Regions from separate parts of the Homo sapiens genome. Here region 2 is linked to region 1. A link is a loop called in an ENCODE intact Hi-C map of the cell type or tissue named here. Cell type or tissue: Calu3. All regions are shown on one strand. Links, peaks and the distances in the headings refer to the core of each region. The heading gives the core; the rest is flanking DNA.

Evidence for each region. Hi-C counts contacts between places; a loop is a spot of excess contacts. Peaks named below come from ENCODE experiments on the same cell type or tissue, not always from the same donor. Only the 100,000 strongest peaks of a DNase experiment are listed, where the experiment ranks them.
Region 2: it touches region 1 in a loop (12-fold over the local background); 1 of 110 quality-filtered maps calls a loop at or near these places.

What each region holds. Positions count from the first base shown.
Region 1 is chr12:126,870,812-126,878,598 of GRCh38, reverse strand. It overlaps LINC02372 (long intergenic non-protein coding RNA 2372), which reads left to right and starts at 3,909. Exons shown (of 3, transcript NR_033970.1): 1 at 3,909-4,142; 2 at 5,095-5,273. LOC105370061 (a long non-coding RNA gene) reads right to left here and starts at 3,795. Exons shown (of 3, transcript XR_945511.3): 1 at 3,619-3,795. In Calu3, for the core only: a CTCF peak has its summit at 3,981 (motif pointing right); a DNase peak (open chromatin) is centred at 4,018.
Region 2 is chr12:126,743,503-126,751,289 of GRCh38, reverse strand. LINC00944 (long intergenic non-protein coding RNA 944) reads left to right here. Exons shown (of 5, transcript NR_033878.1): 2 at 3,163-3,359; 3 at 4,958-5,029. LINC00943 (long intergenic non-protein coding RNA 943) reads right to left here. Exons shown (of 4, transcript NR_038256.1): 3 at 6,402-6,520; 4 at 5,034-6,284. Among named protein-coding and RNA genes, the nearest start is that of LINC00943, 10 kb to the right of the region's middle. In Calu3, for the core only: a CTCF peak has its summit at 3,551 (motif pointing right); a DNase peak (open chromatin) is centred at 3,579.

The DNA of each region.
Region 1 (7,787 bases), core at 1,048-6,047:
CTAGGTGCAACTTTCCTCATCTTTGTTAACTCTGCTTGCAAATATCAGCTGCCATGGCCCCCCCCAGAATCCCTACTCCATGGCACCAGCTCAGGAAGTTCACCAGGCTTCAACTGGGTCCTCGCTCATCCAAAAGCTTCTCTAGACAATGGATGGGGGGATCCACCTTGTAGGATCCACCTTGATCATTTCCCATCTCTTAGGAATCAGTGTCCTACATTGGCTGATGCCTAATGTCTTGAAAACCATTATTTTATATAATTTTGGTTTTTTTCCAGGTGAGATCATGAATCTAGTCTTGATTACTCCACCTTGGTCAGAAGGAGAATTTCGATCTGTGTCGTTTGCTGAGGTGAAAAATCCAGATTTTTGCAGTGGCATTGGGCCAGCACTGTGGCTCATTTGATACAGTTTCCATTCTGCCCAGTTCTCAGGACAGTTTTGAGGCACCACACTGTCACCTCTCTGTACTCTGTTTACCCACCCCCTCACCCGCCTGATTATTCTGCCTGTCCATCATTGCTTCTCCTTTTTTCTAGCAACTTCTTTCCATGTTGTCCTTTGAGGAACTGTCATTTGACCACTCTCCTTTCATGTGGAAATCCTTTGGAATTGGCATGATCATCAGAATGTGTCCTGCCCTTCCTATAAGGATGGCTTCAGAAATGCATATGTGACTGAACACATGTAACTACCAGTCCTCCAAGAGAAGAACGTGGTCCCTAATGGTTCCTGTGGAGGGAACTTTTGTGGAGGGTTCTTATTGCAGGCATTCAATTACGTGCCTCTTTCTGAAGTGACCACTGTGGTCAGGAATAGGAAGCTCCACTTCACCTGTGTATGTGTGGGGTCTGAGTATGATTTGCTAAACTGGTAGAATAAAAGCATGGCACTGTCACATTCATTACTAAATGGAGAGAGAATACGGCCAATACAGGAGAGAGAGAGAGACAGAGAGAGAGAGAGAATTTGGGAAAAGAAGGCAAATTCCTTAGGAGACTGTTGAGGACATTGAGGGCCTGGCTCAAGATATACCAGCAGTCAGCTAGTCCAAATTTTCCAGGTAAATTTTATTTCCTTTTTTTTTTTTTGAGAAGGAGTTTCGCTCTTGTTGCCCAGGCTGGAGTGCAATGGCGCTATCTTGGCTCACTGCAACCTCTGCCTCCCAGGTTCAAGCGATTCTCCTGCCTCAGCCTCCTGAGTGGCTGGGATTACAGGCGCCCACCGCCACACCCAGTTAATTTGGTATTTTTAGTAGAGACGGGGTTTCTCCACGTTGGTCAGGCTGGTTTCAAACTCCCGACCTCAGGTGATCTACCCACCTAGGCTTCCCAAACTGCTGGAATTACAGGCATGAGCCACCGTGCCCGGCCTTACTTCCATTTCTTATTGTAAACTTTGTATGTGTGTTTTTAAGCCAGAATGGTTGGGATTTAGTTATTGGTATATAAAATAATCCTAATATGACATTCACTGTGAAGCTGTTCACACTGCCCTTTGTTAGTTAGCCCTGCTTGTACAGGCATAGTGTGGGTTGCGGATTGTGCCAGCACCCAGAATACCCAGTCTAAAGCAGGAGTGAGGCCCCAGCCATCTCTGGAAGGGATGGCCTGTACAATTATTGTTTTTTTTTCTAAGAGTCCTGAAGCACGGCATGGAGTGTTTGGAAGTTAGGTATGCCCTTTACTTCACAAATAACAGCAATTATATTGGCCCCTAACTGCCTCCTTGTTTTTATTTGTTGAAACTGGATGAATTGAGGGGTGAGAGTGAAGGGCTCTCAAATCCTTAGGTTATGCAGAATGTGTACACTAAGACCTACTCTTAAATATCTTTTTTCCCTGCTTCCCTCTTGCTACAGAGAGAAAGCACAAAAGATTTTTAGAAAAGGTGATACTGTTGGCACAGGAGGTGGGGGAAAAATCCAGTTTTCCAACTTAGTGATCATCTGTTGCTAGTTATCTTTCCTTCTCCCAGATCTGGTTATCGGTGGATCACTGTGTCCTCTGAAGGCTCTCCCAGAGCTGTACTGGAGATTGCAGGGATATAAGGACCACTTCATAAAAGCTCACTTTTTTTTTTTTTTGAGATGGAGTCTCGCTCAGCCGCCCTGGCTGGAGTACAGTGGTGCGATCTCAGCTCACTGCAACCTCTGCCTCTCAGGTTCAAGTGATTGTCCTGTCTCGGCCTCCCAAGTAGCTGGGATTACAGGCACCCGCCATCATGCCCAACTAAGTTTTGTATTTTTTTTTTAGCAGAGACAGGGTTTCACTGTGTTGGCCAGGCTGGTCTTGAACTCCTGACCTCGGGTGATCCACCCGCCTTGGCCTCCCAGAGTGCTAGGATTACAGGCGTGAGCCACTGTGCCTGGCCAAAAGCTCACCTTTAATTCAGCTCTATCTAACTTGTTTCTCCGGTGCATTTGCTTTTCTCAAGGCATTGAGCTTTCTCCAGTGGCCGGAGCTGCTAATTAGTTATTGCAAGCTTCTTTCCTTAGGGGAGATAAAAAGGTTTTGATCAAATCAAAGTGCTTCTAATTCTGATTCATTTCCCTTGTTCTTGTTTCTTAAGTCCCCAGCTTAGAAGGGGGTTGGTTGATGCTTCCTTTTACTTCAAGCTGTTTCTTCTCTAATGTTAAATGGTAAATCCATACCTGATGTGTCTGTTATTGATAAAGTTCAGATGGCATTTCAAGTTTCTGCAGAAGCTTTCTCACTTTCTGTGTGAGCATTTTCTAAATGGAAAGATTCTTCCTTCCATAGGATGCTTTCAATTTGAGTTCTAAGAAATTTATTTATTAGATTTTTCTTTTTCTTTTTTTTTTTTTTTTTTTGGTTTACTATCTGTCTTCTAGTTTTTTTCCTCTAGGAGAAAGTGCTTACTTTAAAAGCACAGATAGGTTTCTCAAAAGGGTCTTTGCCTAATGGATAATGCGGTCTTCCTTTTATAATCCACTCTTTATATTGAATTTCAGATTTCCACCTTCTACATTATTTTCTATTGGCTGGTAGATATGTGATATTCAGAAAGGTTTCCATCAGACACTTAAACTAAATCTATCATTTAGGATTTGTGTTCTGTATTCATTAGAATTCCAATAATTTCCTTCTTTCTATTCAAGTCCTTCTCCCTTTCTTTCCAGCCTTCAATTTCTTGTAAAAGAAATTTTCAATGTTTTTAAAGATCAGAAAGTGTTTTCTTATGTTGTGAATTATTCTTCTGCCAGGCTCGTAAGCTGTTTTCACTCAAGTGACTTAGAATGGCCAGGCTTCATCTTACAGAAACCATATCTAACTTTGAAAATGACCCATATACACACTTCACCATGGAGAGAGGGGGCTCCCTTTTGGCTTATTTTCAACAAGGCCTCTTTTATCATTACACAAAGAGATAGACCTATTCAGATTAGTATTAACTGATGACAAACCCAGTGTATCTAACTCACTCAAAGAGCTGGCCTGTCTTGAAGGAAGCTCAAGGATTTCCTGGGTTTATGATCTAGTTAAACGTGTTAAGAATTTTACAATATTTTTCACTTTGTCAGATAGCCTTTTGATTACTTGCTTTGTCCATGTTAAATTATGTATTTTTTAAAGACTGTTAAGAAGGATTACTTACCATCATCTCCCCAGGAACCTAGAGGACCTGTGTATCCCCTGAGCCTTCAGACACCCCCATTGCTAAGGCAGAGCTGGGACTAAAGGCTTGTGGCCATCAGCAGACCTAGCGCAGTAGCCAAGGCCCTGCACGCCTGCCTTTGGTGGCCAGACACCAGCTTAGACACAAGACTACACTGGACCCTGGGGAATGTGGAGCTTGGAATGCAAACAAGCACCTGGCAACCAGGACAGGCTACCAGGGACTAGAGAACCAGGAGGCTTCATTGGGTAACAAAGTTCTTCCCAAGCATTCTCTTGCATTCCACCCGGGGAACAAGACAGCACCGGGTTTCACACTGGCAAGGCAGGAGGCTGTGTGCTGCCAGAACGACCAGCAGGGGGCGCAAAGGCCACGCCAGGCACCTGCTGGCCTCAGAGAAAACAGAAAGGGAACCAGGAAGCCCACTCCTGCTGTCCTTTCTCTGCAAGGAAATGTGCCAGGGCACTGCAGCCCAGACAGTCGGCAGTAGAGGACCCATGAAGGTCATTATCACTGCTTTTCCCTCCTCTTATTGAAGCTCTTCCCTCTGCAGCCCTGGAAGCCTGATCCTACCTACAGATGTCAGCGAAATCTCCCTCCCTCAGGGTCCCTGTCTAGTTTGTTTTTGACCCGGCCACAAATACTAGGACAGAAAAATAATGGACGGCACAAAGGTCTTTATTGTCTTTTGTTGGTCTGTTTTTATTTTTTTGAGGTGTTTTCCCATGATAACTAGTGTAATGGAAGCATAATGTATTTCACGTTGTAAACCAAAAAGTATCTGAGAAAAGACTCAATCAATTTAGAAGTTTATTCTGTCAAGGTTAAGGACATGCCTGTGACACAGCCTCAGGAGGTCGTGAGAGCACGTGCCCATGGTGGTCAGGCTACGGTTTGGCTTTGTACATTCCAGGGAGACCGAAGACATCAGCGGTCCAGAAAGGCAGGACAACTCAAAGTGGAAGCTTCCAGGTCATAGGCGGATTCAAAGATTGTCCAATTGGCAATTGGTTGAAAGAGGTTATCTAAAGACCAGATATCCAAAGAAGGGAAGGTCTGGGCTCAGATAAAGGGTTGTGGAGACCAAGATTCTTATCATGCAGATGAACCCTCCAGGTAGCAGGCTCAGAGAGGATAAATTGTAAATGTTTCTTATCAGACTTTAAAAGGTGTTAGACTCTTAAGTCAATTCTCTCCTGGATCAGGAAAAGTATTTTTAAAAATGTTTATAAGCTCAATTATTTTATTAATTTATTGTTAGTAACTTTGAGATCTGATTAAGAAATCTTTGCTAAACCCAAGATAGCAAGAGCTTTATCTTAGAAGCTTTATTCTTTTAATTTAAACACTTAGGTCTACAGTCTCTCTCAAAATCAAGTAATGGATCACTTCAGTTCCAAGTGTAACAATGAAAAATGAAAACCGTGAATTACCTCTTTCTCTATATTTTCACAGTATCTTTGTGCAAAGAAAGCAGCAAAGAGAATTAAGAGAATTGCATCATATAAAGAGTGAATTAAACCATCTAAAGGAGCAAAAATTCATCATCACATGGACAAGAAATTAAGACGTAACATCCATCTCACTATTTGCAAAGTGGCTTATTCCTACAGACAATGCAGATATGTAAAAAGGTTTTTCTATAGTTTCATCCTTTGTAGAACCTAAAGAGATAAGCCTACATTTTGAAATAAAATTTTTAAAAATCATGTAAAAAAATGACCTACTGTAGCAATGACATTTTGAAGACATCTCATAGAACATGAAGACCCCCCAGTATTATGAATTGATAACATGATTGCTTTCTTGGGCTGGAAGGATAATTTCCCTAATGGACATTAAAGCATTTGGATCATTATTTTCCATCTGGAAAGTGATAGTGTCCTGATTGTCTCAAGTAAGGGCACCCCATGAAACACAGGCCCAGGTCATGTCCTTCTCCAAATTTTCCTCCATTAAAAAAATCTAAAAAATAAACACAGCAAATATGACACCATAACTTATCTAAATTTTGCAAATTCATAAAGAGATCATTGATGCATACTAACGATGTGAATTTTAAAAATCTGATATGTAGTGCATGCACTTTGCAAACAAAAGTCAAAAAAAGGTGTACTTTTCTTCATGAATGCCATTTTTCATTTTCAAATTCCACTTTTTCTTCTTTTATTGCAACCACATTTATTACATGGCATACATGCATAGTGAGATCTGGAGATAAAATGCTGATATCTGCGGCTCAGACTTTCTATATTCTAGGGGGAACAAGTTTCCCCTAAATTACCTAAATTATCTTTACATATATAATTATGTAAATTTAGATTTTTTGTTTGTTTTTTAGAGACAGGGTCTTACTATGTCACCCAGGCTGGAGTACAGTGGCATGATCTCAGCTCACTGCAACCTCCATTTCCTGGGTTCAAGAGATCTTCATGCCTCAGCCTCTCAAGTAGCTGGGACTACATGTGTGTGCCACCACACCTGCTAATTTTTGTATTTTTATTTTTAGTAGAGATGTTATTTCACCATGCTAGCCAAGCTGGTCTCGAACTCCTGACTTCAAGTGATCTACCCACCTTGGCCTCCCAAAGTGCTGAGATTACAGACATAAGCCACCACGCCCAGTGATATATATATATTTAAATATTTTATTAATTAAAATATTAAATATTTTATATATTTAAATATATATTAAATATATATATTTTTTTGAGACAGAGTCTCACTCTGTCACTCAGGCAGGAGTGCAGTGGTACAATCTCGGCTCACTGCAACCTCCGCCTCCCAGGATCAAGCGATTCTCCTGCCTCAGCCTCCCGAGTAGCTGGGATTACAGGGGCCTGCCACCACACCAGGCTAATTTTTGTATTTTTAGAAGAGATGGGGTTTCATGATGTTGGCCAGGCTGGTCTCGAACTCCTGACCTCTTTTTTTTTTTTTTTTTTTTTGAGACGGAGTCTCGCTCTGTCGCCCAGGCCGGACTGCGGACTGCAGTGGCGCAATCTCGGCTCACTGCAAGCTCCGCCTCCCGGGTTCACGCCATTCTCCTGCCTCAGCCTCCCCAGTAGCTGGGACTACAGGCGCCCGCCACCGCGCCCGGCTAATTTTTTGTATTTTTAGTAGAGACGGGGTTTCACCTTGTTAGCCAGGATGGTCTCGATCTCCTGACCTCATGATCCACCCGCCTCGGCCTCCCAAAGTGCTGGGATTACAGGCGTGAGCCACCGCGCCCAGCCACTCCTGACCTCTTGATCCGCCCACCTCAGCCTCCCAAAGTGCCACCATGCCCAGCCTTTTAGGATCACTTTCTGCCAGCTTTTTAGACTCATAAAAGCATGCAGCTTCACAGATTGGTTTCATAAAGACAATTTTTAAGTTTTATGTCTATTATTATATGATACCTGTGATGTTTGGAAAAAGGGGAGCCATTGATCATTAAGACACATCCAACTGAGACTTCCCTTTCCATACCAATGACAAAGGATGGCATTTGCCAAAATGGCAAAGATGACGCTGACAGTTTCATGAAGTGCCCGCATAGCCAACAGGATGGCTTGTAAAAGATTTAGTAAATAACTCACCCCCAATCCTGAAACATCTGCAGCAATCTTCAGGGATCCAAGCAACTCCTCAGTGGTCTTGAGTCTTTCTTACGTCTCCAGAACTCTGCATGTCTGAGCCAGTAGCATCTTTCACTCTTGGCCCCATGCAAAACTCTTGCCCCTACGCATATACATAATCAAGCTATTAATGCAAATGAGCAAAATGGGAGCCATGGCCTCAGCCACTAAAATGCTAAGTTTTTAGGTAATTTGCGCTCCTGATTAGAAAGTAAGAAATATTTGTCCTGTTTGTCTTATCATCAAATGGGGACAATCTGGAAAAAAGCTTTTACTCAGGTTCATAGGAAAAAGGAAAGTTAATTTTTTAGAGATTCAACCTCTTTATGCCTTTTCAGATTAAACTTTTTTTTTTTTTTTGTGAGATGGAGTCTCAGTCTGTGGTAGCTGGAGTGCAATAGCACAGTCTTGGCTCACGGCAACCTCCCCGTCCCAAGTTCAAGCGATTCTCCTGCCTCATCTTCCCGAGTAGCTGGGATTACAGGGGTGCACCACCACACCTGGATAATTTTTGCATTTTTAGTAGAG
Region 2 (7,787 bases), core at 1,120-6,119, 130 kb after region 1:
ATACCCCTGGGGAGACATTCTTCTATCTCAAAGTGCTTCAGAAAATCCAGTAGTGATCTCAACAAAATGCTGTGACAACACAATCTTCCTTATTATGATAACATAGTCTCTTCAGTTGCAAGGTGAAATCAATTCCTGGGGTTTCTCACATTCTCATTTTCATTAAAACTAATTCTCTCCAAAACATGTCAAAACATTATTCTTTTTATGTGTCTGTATAGTCTCCTTTACTTATAAAACTGTTTTAATTTTCAAAATTAAAATAGATGCTACTCATTATTCACAATCGCAAAGAATCAAACCAAATGCCCATCAATGATAGGCTGGATAAAGAAAACGTGGTACAAATACACCATGGAATACTATGCAGCCATAAAAAGGAAAGAGATCTTGTCCTTTGCAGGAACGTTGGTGGAGCTGAAAGCCATCATCCTCAGCAAACTAATGCAGGAACATAAAACTAAGCACTGCATGTTCTCACTTATAAGTGGGAGCTGAACGATGAGAACACCTAGACACATCGAGGGGAACAACACACACTGGGGCCTGTCGCAGGGTGGCGGGGGAGAGAGAGGATCAGGAAGAATAGCTAATAGATTCTGGGCTTCATACCTCGGTGATGGGTTTATCTGTGTAGCAAACCACCATGGCGCACGTTTACCTATGTAACAAACCTGCACATCCTGCACATGTACCCCAGAATGTAAAATAAAAGTTGAAGAAAAAACAACAAATGCTACTAATTCACTTTAAGGAAAAAAATATTAAAATGTTCAATGGTCTAATTTGTGATAAATATGAACAACTACCAGAATCAAGATGTGAAGCAATATAGATGCACAAAACTAATCAAAAGAAAATTCTAGAGTGGGAAATTAAGAAACAGGCATTATCTTTGCTCTGCAGGTAAATTCACTCTGATTGCCTTTCTGGTAACTGTATCTTCTTTCCCGCTGAAGAACCATCCCTCTCCGACTCTCAGTTCTGCCCGTGTGGAACCCAACCTCTGCTAACAGAGGAAACTTAGACAATAACAGCTAAGCCAAGCAGTGTGTTCCTGCCTCTCTCCACAGTGACTGGCTCAGGCTTGGGCGTGGAGAGCTAAGGGAGAGCCAGGGAGAGCTAAGGAGCACTGACTGGGGAGAGCTAAGGAGCGCTGGGGAGACTCCCTTGGGTCATCTACAGATGAGATTCTCACCCTTTTGCGTGGAAGCTGACATCCAGAGGTTTTGAAGTCTGGGCTGGTGCATCTGTCTTTCACTGATTCATCCATTATCTTTTTTTTTTTTTTTTTTTTTTTTTTTTTGAGACCGAGTCTCACTCTGTCACCAGGCTGGAGTACAGTGGCATGATCTTGGCTCACCACAACCTCCGCTTCCCGGGTTCAAGCAATTCTCCTGCCTCAGCCTCCTGAGTAGCTGGGACTGCAGGTGCCCACCACCATGCCTGGCTAATTTTTTATATATTTTTTTTGTAGAGACGGGGTTTCACTGTGTTGGCGAGGCTGGTCTCAAACTCCTGACCTCAAGTGATCCTCCCGTCTCAGCCTCCCAAAGTGCTGGGATTACAGGTGTGAGCCACCATGCCTGGCCTCATTATCCTTTTTACATATAAAAGAAAGTCTCTCTGAGAAGCCAAGAATACTCCTGGAGCAAGTAAAATGAGAAAGTTACCTGAAAGAAACGTACTTCAGACAGAGAGAAGACCCAGGGCAGAGATCCTGCTGCAGACACAGCCTTGGAGTATGGGGAAATAGGAGAGTAGGGAGCTAGAGTGGGGTGAACAGAGTAAATGATGGTAGGAGGCAAAGGAAAAGCCTATTTTTGAATGTCAACAGCATGGCATAAAAAAGAAGAGAGAGCAGGGGGAAGTCAAAGGAGTTTGGTGTGTTCTTGATAGCAAATGAAGGCTGAAGGCAGGCCTACACCTCAGGGCTATGTTATGACTTTGGGTGCTTCAGAAGCTTTTGCTTTGTGGATTCCTACTCTATTAAAATATTGTTATAGTGATTTTTCTTCTAATTTTAAAATAAATTAAAATTAAAATATTTTCATGAACCCTTTAATAGTACAGTGGGCCTCAGGCATGGTGTCTATTGAGACTACTGGATAAATTGGCCATGCTACCCCTGGCTTATTATTTATAGAAAGCATTAAATTACTTTTTTACTTAAGCCAGCTTTGGTATCGTTTTCTATTATTTGTAGTCAAAAATTGTTAACCAACACAAAACGTTTTCTTTTCCTTAAGCAACATTTAATAATGCACGCATCCTTCCCGCGAGAAACCATTAGTGTAAGCAAAACAGACGTTAATTACCAAATTTAAAACAAGCAAACTTTGGTGTTCTATTTCTTGAGTATTATCAGAGGAGGATCAAGTGCAGAGCTAGACAATAACTTTAGAGAAGTAATCATGGCATGCAGCTGTGCTTCTATTTTAATAGATCTGCTTCTCCTACATAACCTGCCATCAGTGGGTGACAGGCTGGATATCATTCCCCAACAGTGGGGAGGAGTTAGGCAGTGTCTTCACCCCCACACCCCATCCTCAATTCATTTTATGGCATTTAGCTGTTGTCAAGTTATGCTATTATAGAACAAATTATAGAACAACTGGCCCACTGTGGGCCTGAGCCTGGCATCTTTATACCATTAATACCTGCTCAAACAAGCATGTGCAGGTGTAACACTAAAAATAGCACAATAAAAGTGTTTCTAGCTGGACAGGAGAAAGCCCAGACTCCCAACACAGTCACTGTTACTAATAGCTAAGCTGGACATTTTTCAGTACTTGATGCTTTTCAAAGCATTTCGATGTGCATTATCTCCTGTGATCCTCAGAGACCACCCCCGTGCCCTCCACAGAAGCTATAATTCTCATTTTATCAAATAGGAAAATAAAGCTCCAACATTCAAGGAACTTGTCCATGATGTCTATGTCACAGGGTGGGGTCTCCAATACTGATCTTGAGTTCCGATTCGAATGTCCCTGGGCCATCTCCATCCCCTTCGTAGCTTTGGGAGGAGTGAGAGGCTCTCCTGTGTTTAAATCTTGAGAATCAATGATATTCTCTTTGCCCAAGACCATCATGTGAGATCCCACATTTGAACCATAGAAATTTTGGAGACTCACATCCTAAAACCACGTTTCTCTATCCCAGTTAATCCCGTCATGTATTGACCCGGAAACATCATCTCATTTGCCTATAAGACAGAGAGAGAGAATGATAGAAATGCTGGAAGAACGAGCCTTGGGGCGGTATCGCCCAGATCTGAATCCACACAGCAGCTGCTTCGGTCCCTGTAACTCAAGGCTTCCTCTTAATCCTCTGTCCTCCATCAACACCTGGCTGAGCAGGTACTTCACAAACATTAAAAATAGTATAATTTCTAGGATCTATTTGTTAACTTGATCTCATTGGTCTATTAAAGCATCACACTGAGTTTCATGTAAATCATCTGTAGTATCCAGAAAGATTAGAGAAGAAGCTTTTGAAACAACCTCCACTTAACCTGCTTGCAGGGGATCCCACACCCTCCATTCCCCTCCATGGCCAGCAGGGGGCGCTCGCTCTAGGTGCTGGCTCTCTCTCCAGCTGCCAGGGCATTTCTGCTCCCATCAGGGGTGCTTTAAGCTTAGTACCAGCCTCTGTTATGGCATTATTACACTGCCCTCCTTTAATCTATACTATATAAATCCGTGAGCAGATTGAGCCGCTTCTATGAAAAGGAGCATAAATGCTGTGGAAAGATTCTACAAAACAACATGACTAAAACCATTTCTGACAAATTAGGTGTGGACAACAGAACTCTAAAACACAACGGAAAATTAAGCTCTGGAACGGTCCCTTCCTCCAATTGATTCTGAAGTGTCTTTAAGTCATTTCCCCACATTCGAGAAAACACAACTGGATATTGCAGATGGCCCGTTAGGAAGGTTATGGTTTATGACTGAAAGAGATCACACCAGCCCTGCAGACTTCTGCAAATAAAAATCTTGGCTCCACACAGCAAAAGACTGGGAAAGGAATACTTATTTATTTATTTATTTTGAGACAGAGTTTCGCTCTTGTTGCCCAGGCTGGAGTGCAATGGCGCGATCTCGGCTCACCACAACCTCTGCCTCCTGGGTTCAAGCAGTTCTCCTGCCTCAGCCTCCCGAGTAGCTGGGATTACAGGCATGCACCACCACACCCTGCTAATTTTGTATTTTTAGTAGAGACGGAGTTTCTCCATGTTGGTCAGGCTGGTCTCTAACTCCCGACCTCAGGTTATCTGCTCACATCGGCCTCCCAAAGTGCTGGGATTACAGGCGTCAGCCACCGCTCCCAGCCCATACTTTTAAATAAAAGAGTAATTATATAGAGATCACTGTTTAAACAATTTCTTAATCTGTATCTTTTTTATGGAGCCAACTCATAAAGTCACTTTTTTATGAAGCCTTGTCCTAGAGGGCTGCCTCTGCAGTGCTAGGTGGGTCTGCAGAGCTCAGCTTCCCTCTGCTGCAGATGAGTGTTGCATCCTTGGACAAATCATTTCTGCTCTGAACCTTCATTTTGCCTTCTGCATATGAGGTGTTTGATGAAAACAATTTCTGAGATTCCTTCATTTCTGATATGCTAGGATTCCACAAGCAAACCAATCTATGGGTGTGCACTTGGAGAGAGTTCTGTAGAGACGAAAAAGTTTTACCCTATGACAGAAGGACAAAATTCAGTAAAGAGTAGGGCTCCCATAATATAAGAAACCACTGCCAGCCCATGAGAACATTTTAGAGGGGAATGTCAAAAACATATTACCATATAAAATGTTAATATATATTAATATGTGAAAGTAATTAACAAAATGAGGAAGAACTCTCTTTTAAACTTTCTGATTAATTTCAGAAGGAAGTCTCAATTGAGGGGACTATGTCTTTGACCCTTTTGAACACTTGTCCGTCTCCCCTTTAATCAGGAACAACTATGACCTAGGACCAGGGCCTTCAGGAATCTTCACCCCTAACTTGAACTTCATAACACTGGAGAGGTAATTTTGACATGATTATTATTGTTATGCTTTATTTAAAGCCAGAAAGTTTAATTTTTTCATTTACAGAAGTGATATCAAGTTTCTGTTTTAGGTAAATTCATGTAAATAAGCATATGAGTTGATTTAAGGGAAGATATTGATTGAACAATATTTCTCATGATGTGTACATGTGGAAGAAACAGTGGAATCAGATGAGAGAGAGGTTTGCAGCTGCTCAGTCCCTGAGGGCAGGAGTCCCCCGGGTTGGACACATCTGTTCCATCTTCACCACTAACAACTCATGGGACTTCCAGGAATGGAAGCCACAAACAAAACAGGCTTTCAAACAAATTAAAGGAAAATGTAAGATGTGTAAAATGAAAACGCACACATTTACACTTTCTAATCTCTGCCTCACACACAGACATGTACACTCACACACATTTTCAAAGTGGAAATATGTCTGTAGTAAGGCCATGGGTGGTTCATCGCTGAAACACATTATCCCGTTTCATGAACAATGTTACCCCAGTGAATTTAATGTGATTTCTTGTCATAACCATCCAGCAACCTCACATTGACACGGCAATGTGAAGTTTTCGAAGTCTCCTTCATTGGTTGGATCTCTACGGATCTGATGGTCTGGTTCCTGTTTGACAGATAAGAACCTAGAGCTCTGTGAGGCAAAAGGATTTCGCAAAAGTCACACAGATTTAGGACCAGGTCTCTGCATGCCCAACCCCGATGTGGCTTCTCTTTCCACTGTCCCATCTATAAATTGTAAGAAGATGGTAAGACTGTCTCTTGTTCCTGTTCTTGTCCATTGCTGCATTATCATTTCTCCTGGGAACATCACTCTAAATAAAAACAGGTATAAGGGAACATTCTATACTATCTTTGCAACTTCTCTTTAAATTTAAAATTATTCAGAAATAAAAAAGCTTACTGAAAATTAGAATGCAGGATTTTAATTCTAAGGGAAAGGAAAATTCTCCATGTATCTAATCTAAAAAAAACATGGAAGTCATCATGAGTTTGTTTCTGGGGGATGATATCAGATGAAAATGGGCCCTTAGGTAGTAGGAGGTGGCAGGTCTCAGTTCAGTGTTTACACATGGCTCCACGCAGAGCTACAGACTGAGTTCCTTAGCAGCTTCCGTAGGAGGTCCTTTGAAGAAGGGCTGCTCTGCATTCGATATGTAGAAACTTGTGGAGAAGATGAGGAAACTGAGGAAAACCACCAATGCAATCCACAATCCAATCCCTTGACTCTCTGCAACCGCACAAAAAAAGGAAAAGCAAAGAAATAGTAATTAACACAATGCATACAAACTGAGGTCTACCCATCACTTCCAATACCTGTTTTCCCCAACAGTGAAAATTCGTGTACAGAGTATTCCCCAATGACTTCTCTCAGGCAATGTAGAAAGGGAGAAGTCGATTCAGCATTGACTAGTTGGTACTGTGGCTCAACAGGCTCCATCTCTGAAAGTGTTGATTCTTCCTTTTCTTAAAGGAAAGAAAAACAGGAATCAATATCGTTTGTTTGCAAACCTTATGCACAGTAAGCTGCCCATCACCCAAAACTATTTTTGACATCCCGCCTGTGGAATGTGGCATGCTGATACTTGAGAACTTCTTGCTTATTTCCATCATCCCTTTATGTTGCATCTACTTGGGGAACCTGTTAAGGAGACATTCAGATATCTCCATCATTTCCACTAAAATGTGAATAATGCTGTGGGAGAACATTTACACTTCTAGAATCTTCCATTCTATAAAAATTAAAAGTCATGCCACATAGCTGCTACTGAGGGTGCCTAAAGATTGAAACTCAAGCATATTAACTGCAGTATCACTTATAACATCAAACCAAATAAACAGCAAATATGCTGTAGCCATGTTCCTGAATTGGAATCTGATATTTATAAGCGGAACAATCCTGGGCAAGCTGCTTCGTCTTCCTGTGATTCAAGGTTTCTCACATAGGACACGGGATGATAATAGATTCAGCCTTGCTGGGTGATTGTAAGCATCATATGAACTCCTATGCTAAAGCACTTAGAAGAGTTACTGGCATGTTTAAATCATAAATATCCCCTTGCTATTGTCTTTATTAATAATTAGCATTAAATGGTAATTAATAAGGGACTGCATAAAGAAATCAGGATATACTTTTTAAAGTGTATATTTCTAGTTCATCATCTAATAACTTATTCTATGGAAATAATCAAACATTTTGGAAAGAGATATATGTGCCAAGATGTTCATGGTAACCATTATTTATGACAGCAAGAAGCCTTTGAAAGCAACCTGAATATCCATCATTAAAATGATTAAATAAATGTGGTTCAGACATGCTATAAATAGGATATTAAATCTCCATCAGAACCATGACTTGAAGATAATATAATCTCACGGGAAGCATTTGCAATGTGTTATATGAAGCAGCATATATAAAATACTATTTAACCAAAACTAATAATTCCTTACACAAGTGTACACGTGTATATGTAAAATACATAAAGCATATATAATTATGTCACACGTATTTGTTATTTTGAGGGGATCTTCAGCAACATTTCTAATAAAAAATGTGACCCTATAGATGGGACAGGGTCCAGATAAAAATGCAAAGAGGAAGACATGCCTTAGGAGATCATTCTCAGAAGAATTATCTGCTGTAACTTATACTTGAAAAGGTAAAGCGATGCAGAAGCACCATTAATAAAGAATCTGGGAAAAATCCAATGTCACGTTTAGTTGGTTTATTTCC